Linked DNA regions of Homo sapiens: region 2 is linked to region 1. A link is a contact called in ENCODE Hi-C or POLR2A ChIA-PET data. All regions are on one chromosome and are shown on one strand. The core of a region is the stretch at or near the end of the contact, and the rest is flanking DNA. Distances in the headings are between cores, read along the strand shown. Region 1 has its middle 30 kb from the start of RPL29. Region 2 holds the start of PPM1M (protein phosphatase, Mg2+/Mn2+ dependent 1M).

Region 1 (2,686 bases), core at 50-2,549:
TCAAAAAACACTTTCTGGGTACATTCTCTGTGCCAGGTACAGGACAGAATGAGAAGGTGCACAGGTGGCTGTGGGAATGCCTGGTGAGGTTAGGGAGGGCTTCCTGGAGGAAGAGGCATATAAACTGAGACCCCAAAAAATGAATGTGCTCTTGGTGAGGGGAAGAGAGGGGAAGACAATTATAGGAGGAAGGAGCATTGAACGAAAATCCCAGGAGCAGAGAGTGAGGGAGTGGGCATCAAGAAGTGGGTGGAAACATTGGTTTGTCCAGATTAGGGGGTGGGGAGGAGTGTCAGTCAGCCACATTGGGAGGATTGCATTTCATCAGGGAGGAGGCCTTTGAGCAGGGGTGAGGGGGTGGGGGGTGCTGTGCAGAAGCAGGGCTGGACCCATTGCCTGACCCAAACAGAGGGCTCCTTGGGATCTCTCACACTGGCCTCCCTTAGGCCCCTTCCACATGGCCTCAGGCCTTTGGAGAAATAATTAAATTTACTTCAAGGAAAACATGGGACACGGGTTTTATTTCACGTGACCTGAAATGAAGGTGGCTTCCTATGTTTTTGCTAATTGACTTGGGACTTTTTGTGGTTTTCTTTTAGAAGAAAATTATTCTAGATGTTGAGAATAAGTGCAATTATTGTTTGGTGCTGCATGCAGAAATAAAAGGAAAACACCTCCCTGAGCTCACCCACCCCTGTGTTACAGAAGAGACAAGTGAGGTGGGGAGGGGAGGCCCCATAGCCGTGGCAGCCACAGTGATTGCTCCGGGGCAGGAGAGGGATGGCTTTCAGGGCTCAAATAGGACAGAGGATGCTTAGTGGGGAATATTCCTAACGGGGTGGAAGAGAGGAACTGGGAGATCCTCCAGCTCCTGATCTCACTTGCATACCTCTCCAGACACAGAGCTCACTGCTTACCAACTGCCTGGTAAATTTGCCCAGCTGCAGCTGTTGGACAGTCCTTCTTGAGTGAGGTGCTTCTCCCCTCAAACTCCCAGCCAAGGTTTTCTGCATCCTAACCTCTACCCACCCTCTGCCCCCAACTTTTCATCTTTCCCGCCTCGGCCTGAATGGAGTCTGGGGTCAGGGTGGACTCCGTGGGTAGGGCCCTGGGCTTCTGCAGGCTGCATAACACTAGCTGCCCATCTGATCTGTCCTGGGAATATGGCCCCAGATGGCTGAGGTGGGTTCCAGGCTAGAGCCTCCCCAGCTGGCTGCCAACATGTGCGCGTGAGGAGAGGCACACAGTCTGTTTCCTGGATGCCTGGCCTGTCAGCCTGCACATCCTGCCTGGACTGACCAGGTTGAGGACACAAGCCAGCGGGTAGAGGCAGGGCCAGACAATTTCATGGGCATTGACAGACAAGTGGAGCACCCCATTAGTGACCTCCCTCACTCAGCACACATCTGTTCGGCCCCTGCCACGTGTCTGGCCCTGTGATGGACACTAGGCCCTCAGAAATGAATTAGCCATGAACCCACACCCTGCCCTCCTAGACCAGGAGCCCTGGGTCTAGACAGGCATGGGGAGACCACAGGGAACAGTACAAAACCTGCAGCCCTGGCCACACCAGCAAAATCAACTCCAGACTTTTGGGAGTAAAATCCTACCGAAGCCACCTTCCACCCAGCAGCCAGAGAAGGACCTCTCAAAATCACCCCTGACCTCCTGCTCCTTCTGCATGGCCTGTCACGGCTCCCCAGTGCTGGACCTATGAGGCCCTGTGTGCCCCTGATCCCACCCACACTCCAGCCTCCTCCCTGGAACTCGACTCCCTCCCTCCACTCCAGCTGCCCCAAATGCTCTCGGGTTTTCATGGTCCCTCTAGCCATCTGGCCCTTGCCCAGGTTTTTCTCTCTGCCTGGAATATGTTCTCTGTCCTTTTCACCTGCTAACTCCTACTTACTCTTCAGATCCCAGCCCTCTCCCAGGGCAGCTTGCTCAGCCCCCAGACTATGACAGCTGTCATGGCATCTGCTCCTGTAGCCCCTTGCTCTGCTCCTCATGGAATCTGCAGTGAGAACCTTAACTGTATGCTTATTCGATTGGTGTCTGCACCCACTACAAAAAGCAGGCTGTGTTCTCTTGGTCACTGCTCTATCCCATCACCTCACCCCCTGGATGAGCCCTGGAGCAGATGCTTAATCAATATATGTTCAAGCCAGGCACGGTGACTCACACCTGTAATCCCAGCACTTTGGGAGGCTGAGGTGGGTGGATCACCTGACGTCAGGATTTCGAGACCAGCCTGGCCAACGTGGTGAAACCCTGTCTCTACCAAACTCACAAAAAGTAGTCGGGCATGGTGGTGCGCACCTGTAATCCCGGCTTCTTGGGAGAATGAGGTGGGAGAGTGACTTGAACCCCAGAGGCGGAAGCTGCAGTGAGTTGAGATGCACTACTGCACTCCAGCTTGGGCGACAGAGTGAGACTCCATTTCAAAAAAAAAAAAAAAAAAAAAAATATATATATATATATATATATATATATATATATATATATATATATATGTGTGTGTGTGTGTCCAGTGTGGAGTAAATAAATATAAAAACCTATCTAGTATCAACTGAAATGTTTCCATTCCATTGTTGTAGTTAACATCATGAATGGACTTCCTAAGCTGATTACCCCACTGTGGGAACCAAATTGGATTCCTACTTTGTTGGAGTCTCTTTCCAGATTTTAA
Region 2 (2,686 bases), core at 114-2,613, 220 kb after region 1:
GGCACTGGGCTGTGGAGCCTTAGCCGCTTTTAATTGGCAAGCCCTGGCTTCCTGGAGGAGGAAAGGGGAAGAGAAGTGCCCTGGGGGCGAGGATTGAGTCAGCTGCATTGTCATAATGGAAATAGTACAGCCCTGGGTGTCCAAGACTTCCCCTCCATGGGCCTCAGAATCGTCCATATGATGTAACACTCTTTTTTTTGAGACTGAGTCTCGCTCTGTTGCCCTGGCTGGAGTGCAGTGGCTCCATCTCGGCTCACTGCAACTTCTGCCTCCTGGGTTCAACCGATTCTTGTGCCCCAGCCTTCTGAGTAACTGGGATTACAGGCGCACACCACCACGCTTGGCTAATTTTTAGTACAGACGGGGTTTCACCATGTTGGCCAGGCTGGTCTCGAACTCCTGACCTCAAGTGATCCGCCCGCCTCGGCCTCCCAAAGCACTGGGATTACAGGCGTGAGCCACTGCCTCCGGCCAAAGTAACACTTTTGCACAGGGAGTTGGACTTGAGTGACAAATGGGTGACAAAGTGCTTTGTTAACTCGCAGATGTGAAGGGGACACTGCGGCTGACCGCCTGGTGACAGCTAGCCAGTGGTTGAGAGACCGCAAGATGGTTCCTCGTCTTTCACTTCCCTCCGTCCCAGGTCTGAACTCGGACCAGCTGGAGCCTTTGGGGGACCACGGATTCCCCTTTACACTCACACAGATTTCTCTTGTCCGTCACTCACTCACAGTCCAGTAAGGATCCTGCTGTCTATTCCGCGAAGACATCTTGAATGCAGGGACAGCCATTTGGAAGACTGTCCTCGAGGGTGGCAGCAGCCTCTCAGGACGGGGAAAGCCAAGGTGCCCACTAAGCCCGTCTGGGGTGGAGGGTGGCAGGCCGGGGTGGAGAGGATTGGAGGCCGCCTGAAGGAACCTGTGCTCGGTGGCATTTACTCAATGTGGGGGTCTGACACCTCCCAGCTCATTTTGTCCCCATCTTCCCCTTGCGTCAGGTCCCCACCCAGCAGGAGGAGGTCCGAGGATCTGCGCGACGCTGGCCCCGCGGAGTGTGGGGGACTTTTCCTCTCAACCACCAGTGCCCCGCAAGCGTGGGTGAACAGTCCTCCCTGGCTACTGTGGGACGCTGGGCAGGCGACTTCGCCTCTCTAGGCCTCGGTTTTCCTGCTTGTCAAATGGGGCTGATGCCGGCGTGGGCTTCTTCAGGCGGTCGCGAGCGTTGACCCCTGGAGTCAGCGAACCAGCCGCGCACGCACTCCCGGGCGGAGGTCGGGGCTGGGGGGCGACGCCTCCCGTCTGCGCGCCCCCGGCCCCGCCTCCCGCCGGCGCACCCCTCCCTCGGCTCCGCCCGCGGCCCGCTTCTTCCTCCCGCGGGCGGCCCAGCCCTAGCGCCCCGCGCTCCGCGGGCAGCCCCCTGCCGCCGCGCCATGTCCGCCGGCTGGTTCCGGCGCCGCTTCCTGCCTGGGGAGCCGCTCCCCGCGCCGCGGCCGCCTGGGCCGCATGCCAGCCCCGTGCCCTACCGACGGCCCCGCTTCCTTCGCGGCTCCAGCTCCAGCCCCGGGGCGGCCGACGCCTCGCGCCGCCCAGACTCCCGGCCCGTGCGCAGCCCCGCACGAGGACGCACGCTACCCTGGAATGCAGGCTACGCCGAGTGAGTGCCCCTCCCCGACCCCCAGCTCAGGCCCGGGCCTGAACCCGCTTCGGGTCCTGCGCCCGCCTAGAAAGCGGGAGGAGCTGAGTGACAGTCCCCACCCACCTGTGGACAGCCCCTTCTTGCCCTCACCTCCGAATCCTGACAACTTCCCGGTCATCCCGACCCAGCGTTTTCCTTGGGATTCCGACCTCCCCCTCAGAGAAGACAGGAGGTCGGGAAGGACCTGCAGCCCAGGGGCTTCCAAGATGAGGCCCAGAGACTCGGTAGAGTTCCAGCATTCGGGGCTTTGGAGATTTCCCCTCGCCCTCTACCCCCACCATCTCACCCTGGGTATGACCTGCGCTGTATGGGACAGGGCTTTGGGCTGCGACAGGACAGGGGCAGGAATGGCAACCTACCCTTACCGTCTAGCCCTGGGTCACCAGGTAGGCTCCAGAGGAGCTGGGCCCTGACTTTTACCTTAGCCATGAGGCCAGTGAAGTTAGGAAGCTTACATCGTGGTTGTCTAAGTGTGTGTTAGGGACAGCACTGGGGAGCTGTTGCCCCAGAGGGAGGGGTCTTCTCCCTGTGCTGGCTTGGGTCCCTGTGCCCATGGGGACATAGGTGTGTCCCTGGAGGGTCGCTTACCATTTCCCGGCCTCAGGATTATCAATGCAGAGAAATCTGAATTCAATGAGGATCAAGCCGCCTGTGGGAAGCTGTGCATCCGGAGATGTGAGTTTGGGGCTGAAGAAGAGTGGCTGACCCTGTGCCCAGAGGAGGTGAGTGCAGTCTGAGTTCTTGGCTGGAATCCCTCCGACAGGCTGGGGCCACGACCTGCAGGCTGAGGTTCTTACCCTGCTGCCCCAGGTCCTAGTTAGGTTGCGTCAGGGGACAAGTGGGGAAGTCAGGCAGAGGCTGACACTGAGCCCTTCCTGTGCAGTTCCTGACAGGCCATTACTGGGCACTGTTCGATGGGCACGGCGGTCCTGCAGCAGCCATCTTGGCTGCCAACACCCTGCACTCCTGCTTGCGCCGGCAGCTGGAGGCC

What was found. Hi-C counts contacts between places; a loop is a spot of excess contacts on that map. ChIA-PET counts read pairs that join two places held with the same protein, here RNA polymerase II (POLR2A). Pooled maps may share reads with other maps.
Region 2: a pooled map shows a loop between it and region 1 (2.5-fold over the local background). The contact joins the promoter of PPM1M here to the enhancer-like site in region 1. A Hi-C loop is called at or near these places in 1 of 168 maps with a recorded cell type or tissue (cardiac septum) and 1 of 50 pooled maps. POLR2A ChIA-PET finds 5 or more read pairs at or near these places in 3 of 52 experiments (B cell, GM12878 and naive thymus-derived CD8-positive, alpha-beta T cell).

Annotation. Positions count from the first base shown.
Region 1 is chr3:52,024,392-52,027,077 of GRCh38, forward strand. No RefSeq gene overlaps it. Among named protein-coding and RNA genes, the nearest start is that of RPL29, 30 kb to the left of the region's middle. Within about 2 kb of position 1,300, at least 5 of the 41 ENCODE cell types and tissues checked have a DNase peak (open chromatin) inside an H3K27ac peak, as active enhancers do.
Region 2 is chr3:52,244,396-52,247,081 of GRCh38, forward strand. PPM1M (protein phosphatase, Mg2+/Mn2+ dependent 1M) reads left to right here and starts at 1,364. Exons shown (of 10, transcript NM_144641.4): 1 at 1,364-1,653; 2 at 2,300-2,417; 3 at 2,579-2,686. The coding sequence starts at 1,430. RefSeq lists silencers at 1,238-1,607, 1,648-1,707.